Regions from separate parts of the Homo sapiens genome. Here regions 1, 2 and 4 are each linked to region 3. A link is a contact called in ENCODE Hi-C or POLR2A ChIA-PET data. All regions are on one chromosome and are shown on one strand. The core of a region is the stretch at or near the end of the contact, and the rest is flanking DNA. Distances in the headings are between cores, read along the strand shown.

Region 1 (2,987 bases), core at 45-2,544, 690 kb before region 3:
ATGCACAACATCCAGATCACAGCAGAAGGGGCCCTTAAGAATTCAATTCCATCACTGTCTAGACTGAGAAACCCAAACGCGAGTCACTTAAGGTTGCCAGGTAAGCGGCAGAGCTAGGACAAAATATCCTGATTCCCCAATCTCTGTTCTGTCCATTGCACCATGATGCTATCTTCAGCAAAATTCAAATAACTGCAAAACGTCCATCCAAATAAGCAATCCCAAATCTGACAAGTTACAGAAAAAATAAAGCAAAGGTCTTTACATTCTTCAAGTTAACGTCAGGGCTCTCCACAACCTCGGCTCAGCCACCTATCTTCCCAGAAGCACATTCCGATTCATATTTCATATTTTGGTGTGACTTACATAGAATGCAGGAAGGTTAGAAACCAAACCTACAGAAGGATGAGTTTGCAGAAAAATAATGAACAAACAGGGAACCACACCCAGAGCAAATCCAACCCCAGCGGTGGAAAATGCAGACAGCTAAAAAGGGAGAGGACTAAAAGAGAAAGGGACAGAAAGGAGTGCCTTTTCACAGGTGAAGTTTCCCGCAGGAGGCGGTGTGGCGAAAAGCAAACAGCTGCTGAAGCTTAGGAACATTTGCATTCTAGTCGCAGGTCTCCGGGTCTCCGATTAACTCACTGGATGACCTTAGGCAAGCCCTTACCCCTTCCCGGAGTAAGGGCTCAGTTTCTCCAACTGTCCTAGGAGGGAGCTGCACCAGACGACTTCCCAGCGTCCTTGCAGTTCTGACCCAAAGACCCATTATGAGCCTGTCTCAAGCAGCGCTCCCGCAGCGGGCAAGACATTTGCTGGAAACGGGGAGACCTGTGCGAAGCGTGAAAGACGCCCTAGATGGTCCTTTGGGTTATCTTCACCATCTACCCCAGTTTCCCCCACCTGTCAGTCAAACAGGACGGTGAGATCCCAACCCCACGAGGTCAAGGGAGATAGCGCGAGGGACAAGGGATCTCCACGCTTCGCCCAATTCACAGAGGGGTGTCAGCGTCGTACCGCAGCTGCGGCCCGGGGACGCCAAGGAGTCGCGGACCCACAGCCCGGGCGGATCCAGTGCCTGACCTGGAGCATCTGCCACGCCGGGAGGAAGGCGAGGTGGGTCCTGCCCAAGGCGGCGAGCGCCGCCAGCCGGCAGCCAGTGGAGGAACTCACTGCTCGGGTTCTGGCCCCAGCTCCGGCTCCGGCTCTGGCTTCAGCACAGCCCACCCTTCCCGGGTTCAGTATCAGCCCCTCGCCATCCTCCTTTGCTGCCCGGCAGCCGCTTCCGGACCTCATCACGTGATCCCACCGCCCACGCCAGAGGCCGAGGTCACGTGCTCCCTTGAGCGGCCGCGCCTTTTTTCTCACTGAGCTCCGGAGCTCTGCTCCACAGCACCACCTGGCGACCTATTACTGCCACTGCTGGAAGGACTATGTTCCTGGGCGCTGGGGACTGCGAATAGGAACTGAACAGGGCATTGATCTTGGGCATGGGGCAGAGTCCAGTCGAAGAGCACTGTCCCTTGAGTTGTGGGTTTGTGAAATATTGCTAATTTTTACACTGGCTGTATTTTCTTTTACACATCTCGATGAGTTTGTATTGCTTTTATAATAAGAAATATGCATATTTTTAAAACTTCCAATTTTTCAGAAGCATACACAAACTATCATCTGTGGTTGCTACTGGAAATGGAACTGTGGGGTAGGGCAACATTATCTTTTAATACATTCAAATTTTTAAAGTAACATTTTTAAATGGATGGCAACATTTCAGTATTGTATTATCTAGGCTTCTCCTTTTACCTCCTTGTTACAGACTTTTCCTTTAACAATTATGTAACAAATAGGCTTCAAGTCAAAAACTGTCACAAGAGACAGAGAAGATCATTGTTTAATAATAAAGGGGTCAATTCATCAAGAAGACACAACTGTAAATATATATGCATGCAAAATTGGAGCACCTAAATACATACAACTAATATTAATGGCCATGAAGGGAGAAATAGATAGCAACACAATAGTAGGAGGGTCAATATCCCACTTTCAACAATGGATAGAGCAACTAGAGAGAAAATAAGGAAATAATGAACTTGAATTGCACTTTAAACCAAATGAACCTAACAGATATATACAGAACTTTCCATTCAACAGAAACAGAATACACATTTTTTCTCTAACACACTTGAAACATTCTCTAGAATAGACCATATGCTAGTCCAAAAAACAAGCCTTAAATTTAAGAAGATTGAAATCATATTAATATTCTTTCAGACCATAATAATATGAAGCTAGAAATCAATGACAGGAGGAATCTTGGAAAATTCACAAATATGTGGAAATTAAACAACACGCTTTTTTTTTTCTTTGAGACAAAGTTGCGCTCTTATTGCCCCATCTGGAGTGCAGTGGTGCAATCTTGGCTCACTGCAACCTCTGCCTCCTGGATTCAAGCGATTCTCCTGTCTCAGCCTCCCAAGTAGCTGGGATTACAGGCACGTGCCACCACGCGCGACTAATTTTGTATTTTTAGTAGAGACGAGGTTCACCATGTTGGTCAGGCTGGTCTCAAACTCCTGACCTCAGGTGATCTGCCCACCTCGGCCTCCCAAAGTGCTGAGATTATAGGTGTGAGCCACCATACCCAGTCCTATGCTTCGAAACAACCAGTGGGTCAAAGATGAAATCAAACGGGAAATTTAAAAAATATTTTCAGACAATTGACAATGGAAACATAACATACCAAAGCTTATGGAATGCAGCAAAAGTAGTTCTAAGAGAGAAGTTTATAGCAATAAATGCCTACATTAAAAGAGAAGAAAGAGACCAATTAAATAGTTTAACATTATACCTCAGGAAACTGGAAAAAGAAGAGCTCACAAGACCCAAAGTTAAAAGAAGAAAAGAAAGAGCAGAACAGAAATAAATCAAATAGACAACAGAAAAAAAAACAGACAAAATCAATAAAACTAGAGTTGATTTTTTGGAAA
Region 2 (3,244 bases), core at 320-2,819, 690 kb after region 3:
AAAAAAAAACCCCAAGGGGCTGAGGGATAGGGTTGGCACTGGGCCCCAGGGGCTTCTGTCCCTAGAGCCCATGGCCTCCACTGCCTGCCTGCCCACACAAAGACCATGTGCAATGTGATCAGAAGCTGAGAGGACCAGGCCAGAGGGCTGTGGGAGTTCAGAGGTGGACGGACTTTTCAGGCTGGTGGGTAAGGGAGACTGCCTGGAGGAGGTGGCTTGGCATTGGTGGGACGGGCTTTGGAGGATGAGGATGCAGCAGGGGAGATGACACTAAGGGAAAGGGTACCTCTGGGGGAGAGGGCAGAGTGTGCAGAGGTGCAGGTGAGGGAAGGACCAGGGTGGGGTTGGGGGTCTGAAGGGTTGGACCCCACCCTGTCGGTCCAAGGCCATCAGTGGGTTTGAACAAGGGAGTGGTGTGATCAAGGACTGAATGACCCATCTTGTGTCCCCTTGGCTACCTTTTCTTCCCCACACCCCCTTGGGGCTTTTGTGAGAAGAGGGCTTGAAGTGGGCAGGGTGGGAAGGATGTTGGGGGAGCCCCAGGGGCACATGGATCGGGATCTCTACTCCTGCCAGCACTCAGCATGAGAAGGCTGCTCTGAGGGCAGCCCCGGTCAATACCTCCGGATCTAGGTCCAGCTCTGACACTGTTTTGCCATGTAACCTCAGCTGACTCGCTGTCCTCTCTGGGCCTTAGTTTCCCCTCTTATACCATGGGTCTGGGTGTTCTCTAACAGCCCCTCCTCCTCTGACATGCCAAGAGCCCACTGGTGGTCTAGTTTAAGCACCAGAAACTTGGACTTCAGTGAATCTGGGTCCAAATCCTGCCTCTGCCAAGCTCTGGCTATGGGATGATGAGAAAGTTGGTGTGTCTGAGTCTCTTCTCCATTTGTAAAATGGGATCATTAACAGCCTGTTGTGAGGGATTCCGTACCACAACGCACATAGAGGACTGAGCGGGGTGCTGGACGAGACAGTCTCTGTGATGGGAGCTGCACACTCTTGTCCCAGGAGGAAGTTCGTTGGGGAACCAGAGTTAGCTCATGCCTCTTGGGATGGTGGAAGGAGGGGGAGGTCTGAGGTCGGGCATCATCTCCTTGACTACACACCCAAAGCGGTTGTTTGGCCCAGCCCACCCACCTCCAGGGACAGGACCTTACTCACTCTCGGGGCCACCTGTTCCTTCTCTGAGCAGCTCCAATGTTTGCAAAGTTCTTCCTTACATGGAACTGAAAACTGCCTCGCAGTGCCCACAGAGCTGCCAGGACAGTCATGCAGAGATTCCAGAGAAGAGCCTAGGGCCCCCTGCGGCCCTTTCTGCCTTGGGCTGGCCAGCCCCCTTGGCTGTGGTTTAGGAACTCTGTATCCCCTCTCCACGGGACCATTTTTGGAACATGTCACCTCCACACTTCCTGTCCAGGAAATTCAGCTGCCCCTGGAGCCCATGCAAGGCTGCGAGAAGACTTGCAGCTACCCTCCTCCCCTACACCCATTCACAGACCCTTTAGCTCCAGGCCGAGGTGTCCACCCATGGGAGCGGAGGGGGCAGGATGGTCATGCCCGTGCTAAGTGCCTGCCCTCCCATCCTCCTCTGCCTTGCCCCATGAGGTTCGGAGCCTTGCCCCTTCACTGGGGACTCAGCCCAGCCTCTCCTCATTGCCCAGGCCTGGGGAAAGAAGTGGCCTGTCTGTGGGGAGTGTTTGTTCTGCCTCAGGGCTGAATCATCACCTTTCTGTCCCCCAGAGTGACCACAAGGGGGGCCGTGGGGGAAGAGAAAAGGGCAGGAGTCAGCAGGCTCCCCTGGAGGAGGAGGCGCACAGGGAAATGGCTGAGGCAGCAGGGAAGGGAGGGTCCAGGGAGGCTGCTGGAAAGACTACGATTCTGGGGGCTGGAACTGAGCTCTGAGGAGCAACAGGAGGGTCCCCAAAGATTCCACTGGGAATTGTTCAGATCTCCACCTTCCTGGGATGGAGAACATCCACTCACCCAGAACCAGCAGGCCTAGATGGGGAGGGGACCGGGACTTTGTCTCCATGCCCCCTTTGGTGGGGAGGATGGGAGGAAGGGAAGAAGTCAGGGGGTGGGCCTGGGGCTTAGGCCCATTGCAAGGAATGAATGGGGTGATGTGCTTCAAGCATCTAGCCCAGCGCCCCACTCCCAGGAAGAGCTCAGGAAGAACCCGCTGCCATCATGACAATTACGTCCACCCTTCTCAGGGAGCCTCGCCCATCCCCACCTCTTGATCTCTCACTCATAGTTCTTTGGAAGAGAGGCTGCCTCTGGGTAGACGCCCATGAGCCCTTTCCAGGGATGGCACAGGTGCCCTGGGAGGTTTACATGCCCAGCAGGGGCAGGGGAGGGTTCCTGAGGCAGGCAGAAGGCAGCTTGGTCCGCTTCCAGAAATTAGGAGCCTAGGATTCAGAAATCTGAGAATCCAGCCAAACCTCCATCCTCCTTGATCCCCTCCCTTTCAACAGTGCCCCCTGCCCAGCTGGGGGCAGGGAGGGGCTGACTCAGCCCAGCTGCAGAGGGACAGAGGAACAAGAAGTGGTAAGAAAAAACAGTCTTAGCCACAGAGGCTCCTAGAGATGGAAGTGGCCAGGAGAGGCTGAAGAATCCCCTCCTTGCCTTGTTGCTGTCTTTTGGGCTGGGAAGGCACCCACGGGCAGGATTTGGATCCTCAGAGGCTTGGGAAGTTCTTCTCCCTGGGTCCCGTTTCAGACTCTCTCCCAAGCTATAACGCAGAGGCTCTGAAGTTCACCTGCAGTCCGCCCTTCCGAATCAGAGCCTGGAAGTTAGTTCCTTCTCATTTCTAATTGCAGTCTTTTCTCTCTAACTACCAGCTAGAAGTTCTTCCTGATGGTTAGCTGGAAGCTTTCTCCCTGTCTCTCTCTTTAAAAATGTCCACATTTTATTTTTGATTCAGGGGATAGACGTACAGGTTTGTTGCATGCGTATGTTTCGTGATGCTGAGCTTTGGAATATGGATCCCATCACCTGCTACTGAGCATAGCTCCCATAGTTTTTCAACCCTCGCCCGCTTCCACCCTCCCTGCTCTAGTAGCCCCCAGTGTCTGTTGGTGCCATCTTTATGCCCATGCACACTCAATATTTAGCTCCCACTTATAAGTGAGAACATGCGGTATGTAGGTTTTCTGTTTCGGTGTTAATTTGCTTAGGATAATGGCCTTCAGCTGCACCACGTTGCTGCAAAGGACATGACTGGAATCTTCTCTCTCAACCA
Region 3 (2,898 bases), core at 374-2,873:
GGCTAGTAATATATTCTCTCCTAGGAGCAGATGTCACCTATGAAACTAAATTAGTGCCAGGCTATTGCTTGGTGAACAAGTAATGACTTTTAGGCTCAATTGGTAAAGCGTGACATAAATTGTGAGATTAGCACTGTATAAGCTGAAAAGGTCTATATAAATGTAAGGTATTATTAACATCACCATATTAGAAAATATGCTGGAGGGAGTATACATAGGGGTTATACCTGCAAGCACTAGAGTCAGAGAGAAAAGGGTTCTACCTCCATCTATGAAACCTTATAGAGGAGTCACTGCACTTCCCTGTGCCTCAGTTTCCTGCTCTGTAAAATAGAAATAATGATAGCCACATGCTTTTTGGAGCTGTTGTAAGAATTAAATTAGACAATGTATGTAAAGTTTTGACACAGTGTGCTGCACTTAATAAGTGCTCAATAAATGTTTGCTAATAGTATTCAGTTCCCTTTCTTCTCAATCACCAACTCTAACGTCAGACAGGTAATAATACAACACTACTACAATTATAAAAATGTAGACCTGGTGGCAGGCAACAGAGGCTCCAGTTTCTGCTAGGCAGTTCTAGGTGGTCATTTTACATACTGGGGAGTCCCAGTTAGAGAAAGGGAGTCAGGCTAGTGGGACCAAGGGATAGCAAGAAGAGCAGATGCACTCTAAGTCTGCCTTTCTTCATGGTGCAGGACACGTAGCCCTCCTGTGCAAATAACTCACAATCTTCCTGCACTCAGCTATCACGAGACACATGCAAGTTAGCTCCCTGTAACCTTGGAGTTCTCGGTACTGCACAGCACTCTGCAGCCCAAGAACCATCGGATAAAATCTCCAGCAAGCCTTTGTTTCCTTGAAGTCAGCTCCTCTCTGGCTGGTCTGCCCATTGCAACCTTTCAACGTATTTTCATACCTTCTCTAATAAATCTGCATTTCTTTACCTAAAACTGTTGATAAATTATTTTCCCACCCATGTAATACCAGTCTCACGTAGTCGCTGCTCACCCAAGAGGCAGACCTGAGCCTTAGTTTACACATTAGAAAAACGTAGACGCCTACCAACATTGTTCATTCATTGATTTCATTCCCTCCTTTTCATACTTATTGAAGGTCCACAATACAGACTTAGACCTAACGCTAACTATGTACTCAAAAACCTGCGTTTCAAATGAGATAATGTATGTGAAAGTTCCCAAAGGCCATTGGCAAGACTCAGAAGACAGTGCTGGTGTGACTCCTGTCTTGCAGTCCCCACGGAGCCCTGTCCCTTTGAGACCTTCCATTTGTCTCCTGGATGCTCGCCTGTTAAGTGGGGCAGAGGAGGCCGTCGTAAATAAGACAAAAGATCAGGCTTCCATTCTGGAAGAAAAGAATAAAAGGAGCTCACTGAGTCCAGACCTAATGGCAGTAAGGGCAGTGGACGCTCACAAAAGCGCTGGGGGACGGGCCCAGAGTTGGGGAGAAAACAGGGATCCCAGCTGCGCACGCGCGCTCTGGTTTTCGACGGGCGCAGAGCCGGACGAGGTGGGAAACCTAACGTCAAAGTCTACGTAGGAAGTCGTAGGGAAGGCAGCGAGGAAGACGCTGGCTCTCGGGTCACGTGATGCGCCGGGAGCGTCATCGCCTCCTCCCTCCCCAAGATGGCGTCCTTGCTGCAGTCGGACCGGGTTCTCTATCTAGTCCAGGGAGAAAAGAAGGTTCGGGCCCCGCTCTCGCAACTCTACTTCTGCCGCTATTGTAGCGAACTGCGGTCGCTGGAATGTGTGTCTCACGAGGTAACAGAGTCGCCCTATAGCGAGTATGTGGGGTGGGGGGGGCGCGGCGTTCATGCTAGTCACTGCCACCGGAAGGCTGGAGCTATTTTCCTTCCTTACTGATTGGTTATGTCTTCCGTCACTCGGGTTTGCCTGCGATTTAATTTGCTTCTAATCTGTCACTTGGAAAGGAGGAGCAGCCTCGGGTGGGACTGAGCGGATCTTCTGGTTCTAGAGCGGCCTCTGATTGGACAAACTTGACTTAGGGACCGTGTCTGTCTGCGATGGGGCTTGGTAATTGGGTGGACTACGGAGAAAGGTCTGGGGGTGCTTAGTTCAGGCCACTTAAGGGGCGAAAAACTGCCTTTCCAGGATTTATTGCGAGGATGGAGGGAGGCGCAGGCGTTCTCATTCATAGTTCTCCCATCCTGAAAGTTCTGTTCCTCTTTTGTCCAGAAACTGGGCCCTCGTCAGACTGCCTTGCCCTGTTCCTGACTCAGGCCAAGGCCTGCAGCCGGGAAGAGGTTGGGGCGGCGTGAGTTATGTGAAAAGCGCTCAGAATACAGTATGTCATGTAAGAAGCTGAAAGTGTATTTATGGAGCTAGAGGACAATGCTGTCCTTCCCTGGCACAAGTGGGCGTCCGAAGTTGGATTTTTCAAAAAGAAGACCCCGGCCAGTAAAAAGTCACCAAATAACAAAACCCCAAAACTTCTGCAGCGCTTGGCACATCTTGTTTATTCAGTAAGCTTTAGGGATTAAAAGGCGAGTAAGACATAAAATGCGCTGTTTAATAAGCCATAGTCTTAGTGAAGAAAAAGCTGATAGTAGTAATAGTTGCTGCTTATTCGATACTTGCTATATGTCATGTGCTTTATGTAATCTTCAAACCAATTTAAGTGGATACTTTTTTTAAAAAATTTTTTTTACAGGTAAAGAAACAGATACAGAGTGTTCGCTGTAAGTCACACAGCCAGTAATTTGGGGGTGGGAAGGAGGACCTGGATTTGAATCTAAACAGCCTAACTCAGAGTGTTTTTTACTGAAGATCCCGGGACTGTTAAAATAAATGCATATGAAAACACATACTATAAGCCATTTTATGTGTTATTAATAACTTATTTTATTGAAGATACTTT
Region 4 (3,053 bases), core at 98-2,597, 1.0 Mb before region 3:
TCCCCCCAACCCATACCCCTAATTCTCTAAAACATGCCGTGGGTGGTTCGCCCTGTGTACTGTTGCTTTGGGAAGGATTTCCTTCCCTCATGTCCACTCTCCGCCTTCCCTCATGGCAATCTAGCTATCCCTAGCCCCAGGGCACAGTTGTACCCAGGACTACCAAGATGCTAAGCCTTGCCCGTACAGGACCTAATGTGCCAGTACCCTCTTTCCCTCTCCTCCTCGCCCCCTTCCCTTCCATCTTTAGGGAATTCCTGGCAGGTTGGGTAGGGGATGAATGGTTAAGGGGTATTTTGTGAGCAGCGGAAGACCCAGTGCCAGGGAGGCCAACAGAGGGCCTAGCAATTAGAGAATACTTATATATATTTTTGGTGCCTACCATGTGCCAAGCAATGTATTAAGAAGTTTGCACACATTACATGTATTCCAACAATACTGCAAAGTAGGTTTCTTGGAGGGAACCATGTGTCGTTGTTTGCCTGAAACAGTCATGGTGTTTGCCTGTTGTCCTGGCAAAATTATTAATAGCATCTCCTTTCTCTAGCAAAAGGTTCAGATAAAAAATTGTATAGTGACCTTAACTGTCCCCATCTTATACGTGAGGATATTGAGGCTTAGAGAGGTAAGTTCATCTGCCCAGGGTCACATGGCTAATAAATGATAGGGCTGAGATTAAAACTCTAGTCAGTATGGCTCTGCTAGGGACTGAACTCTGACATGGACATGAATTGTGTCCCCGCAAATTCCTATGTTGATACCCTAACCCCCAATGCGACTGTATTTAGAGACAAAGCCTGTAACAGGGCGATAAAGGCTAACCGAGGTCCAGATTATTGCCTTCTCCCCAGGCCGCCTCTCTTCCACAACCGCCCCCACCCCACTGCAGTCAGGGCCCTTCCTCCTCTGTCACAACAGCTCTGCTAACCCTGCACTATCACTGCCTGCGTCCTTCGCAGCCTCCTGCTGCTGCTCTTCCACCGCTGCGTCCTCGTTGGCTGGCGCTTAATAAAAATTGACTCGGTGAATAAATGAGTGAAACTGTCCTTTTAGGGATGGATGGATGATGTCCTGTTCAAGGCGGTGCCCTTCTCTGGCATTCCCTAACACAAGCTTGACCCGAAGTAGGCGTTCTGAAAAAGGCCGACAGTCGATGGAGGCCAACGCAGCGCCCCTCTCACCTCCTCTCTCCGTCCAGGCCGGGTGACCACGGGCCCGGCCCGCAGAAAGGAGGCGGCGCGGCCGGCAGGGATCAGGACTGGAGGGGGCGGAGCCTCCCTCGCGGCCGGGCCCGGAGTGGGAGGGGCCTCCGGGACCAGGCCTCTAGTGCGCACTCTCGGAAGCGCAGCCGAACCCGCCCTCCGAATCCAGAGAGGCGCTGCTGACACCGCCGCCACACCGCCGCCACACCGCCGCTGCCTCAGTCATGCCGGTGAGTGGTTGCGCCGTCCCCGCCACGCAGACTTGCAGTCCCGGGTTGCTTCTCGGCTGCACAGCCGCTTGACCGGATGCTGATCTTGAAGGGCTCAGGCGGCGGCCGGAGCCGCTGTTGTCCCCTAGCTTACCCCACCCAGCCCCCAGCTTTTGCGACCCTTCAGAAAATGGGATCCGAAGGGAGTTTAATCTGGGAGCCAGGCTTCAAAACGTCGGAGCTGGAAGGCCTCCAGGGGCGACAAGCCCACACCTTCCCTGCGTACACAGAGAAACAGAACCAGAGAGGGGGCAGGGGATGGGGGAGTTGGTGGCCAGCGGGAACTGAGACGCCTAGTCCCTGAGCCTTCCTCCTGGCTGCCCTGCCCGCGGAGCTGGCCTGAAGGAGGGCGGTGGGGAGGCTCTGGACAAGGGAGTGGACCCGGTTATTTCCTCACGGACCGGGCAGGTTTTCAGAGGTTCATGCTTTTCTTAATTTCCCTGCCCACTCTGGCCTACTTTTCAGATCAACTCTGGGCGACACTGAATGGAGACACTTTCTCAGCCTGAACCCATGAGCCCCAGAGAGGTTCAGGAACCCCCCCGCACAGTCACCAGTTGCTCAGTGGCTGTGTCTGGGAAGTCAGTCTTAGCCTGCCTTTGCAGATCACTCAGTCTTATCACATATATTGTTGCTCGTGGCCTCGTTTTTTATATAAAGAATTGAGGCCTTTGGCAGATAAAAATATAAAAAGCCCAGTAACTTATTCCAGGTCGTGTTGAAGTTGGCAGAGCCAGGATTCAGCTCCTTATCCTTAGGCTCCCCATCTCTCCAGGCCTGACCACATGGGAGGTGCCAGGCAAAAGCAGTCACACCGGCTTGGGAAGATGCTCTGATCTCAGTTGCATCTTGGTTAGGGTCATGTGGTGTTTAGCATTTTCTTCAGGGTGCCTAATTCATGGCTCTGGGCCAGGTGGATACCCAGAGGTATCCCACAGTTGCCATGTGTCTTTGCATCCTGTCTTTAGGGAGCTGGCAGGTGAGCCTGAGGCCTCCTGGGCAGAGCCACTGACATCTCAGGTGTCATTTCCTGTGGGTCTTGCCAGGTGCCTTGAGACAAATCCTCCAACAACAAAGTATGGATAAGGAATCTGATAGAATCAGCCCTACCAGTTGGGCAAGTCAGCCTGTGGCAATGGTAGAAGACAGTATTAATTGCCCTGGGGCTTGGGGAGTGAAGGCCACCAGGATTTTTTGTGGGGGGTGGCAATGAGGAAAAGGCTAGCTTGATCATCACTGTATTCTGTATCTTCTGGGGATTTTGACAAAAAACCCTCTGGAGCAGATGATGGGAATGAGGAGGGCACTTGGCACCATGTACCACAAGATAACAGCTGAAGGAAAGAGGGTGTTAGTCAAGGGATTTCCTCAAAACTGGAAAGGGAAGAAAAAAATATATCTATATACACATACTGGAAGGGGAAGAGTGTGTTACCTGAGAGTTTTCTCAGACAAATGCCCGAGAGCACAGGGTTTGGAATCCCAGAAACCTCTGAAAATCTGTGCCCCAGCTTGCCAACTGGGTGACCTCAGGCAAGTTGCTTTATCTCACTGCCTTGATTTCCTCATCTGTAAGATAGGG

Evidence for each region. A loop is a pair of places that touch in the nucleus more often than their neighbours do. ChIA-PET counts read pairs that join two places held with the same protein, here RNA polymerase II (POLR2A). Pooled maps may share reads with other maps.
Region 1: a loop to region 3 is called in a pooled map, with 10 times the contacts of the local background. The contact joins the promoter of SLC36A1 here to the promoter of DCTN4 in region 3. A Hi-C loop is called at or near these places in 6 of 50 pooled maps.
Region 2: a map of CD14-positive monocyte shows a loop between it and region 3 (5-fold over the local background). The contact joins the enhancer-like site here to the promoter of DCTN4 in region 3. A Hi-C loop is called at or near these places in 1 of 168 maps with a recorded cell type or tissue (CD14-positive monocyte) and 1 of 50 pooled maps. POLR2A ChIA-PET finds 5 or more read pairs at or near these places in 1 of 52 experiments (activated T-cell).
Region 4: a loop to region 3 is called in a pooled map, with 4 times the contacts of the local background. The contact joins the promoter of ATOX1 here to the promoter of DCTN4 in region 3. A Hi-C loop is called at or near these places in 1 of 37 single-sample maps with no recorded cell type and 6 of 50 pooled maps. POLR2A ChIA-PET finds 5 or more read pairs at or near these places in 1 of 52 experiments (activated CD8-positive, alpha-beta T cell).

The regions. Positions count from the first base shown.
Region 1 is chr5:151,445,910-151,448,896 of GRCh38, reverse strand. SLC36A1 (solute carrier family 36 member 1) reads right to left here and starts at 1,294. Exons shown (of 11, transcript NM_078483.4): 1 at 1,084-1,294. RefSeq lists an enhancer at 1,265-1,314.
Region 2 is chr5:150,063,966-150,067,209 of GRCh38, reverse strand. The region is part of intron 10 of CSF1R (colony stimulating factor 1 receptor); the gene reads left to right. Among named protein-coding and RNA genes, the nearest start is that of CSF1R, 21 kb to the left of the region's middle. RefSeq lists an enhancer at 200-249 and a silencer at 2,200-2,375. Within about 2 kb of position 1,569, at least 10 of the 41 ENCODE cell types and tissues checked have a DNase peak (open chromatin) inside an H3K27ac peak, as active enhancers do; they include CD14-positive monocyte, where a contact is called at or near this core.
Region 3 is chr5:150,757,742-150,760,639 of GRCh38, reverse strand. It overlaps DCTN4 (dynactin subunit 4), which reads left to right and starts at 1,623. Exons shown (of 13, transcript NM_016221.4): 1 at 1,623-1,781. The coding sequence starts at 1,647. RefSeq lists enhancers at 1,548-1,847, 2,278-2,347.
Region 4 is chr5:151,756,925-151,759,977 of GRCh38, reverse strand. ATOX1 (antioxidant 1 copper chaperone) reads left to right here and starts at 1,347. Exons shown (of 4, transcript NM_004045.4): 1 at 1,347-1,432. The coding sequence starts at 1,427. ATOX1-AS1 (ATOX1 antisense RNA 1) reads right to left here. Exons shown (of 4, transcript XR_007059008.1): 3 at 2,907-3,040; 4 at 1,618-1,689. RefSeq lists a silencer at 1,159-1,408 and an enhancer at 2,179-2,308.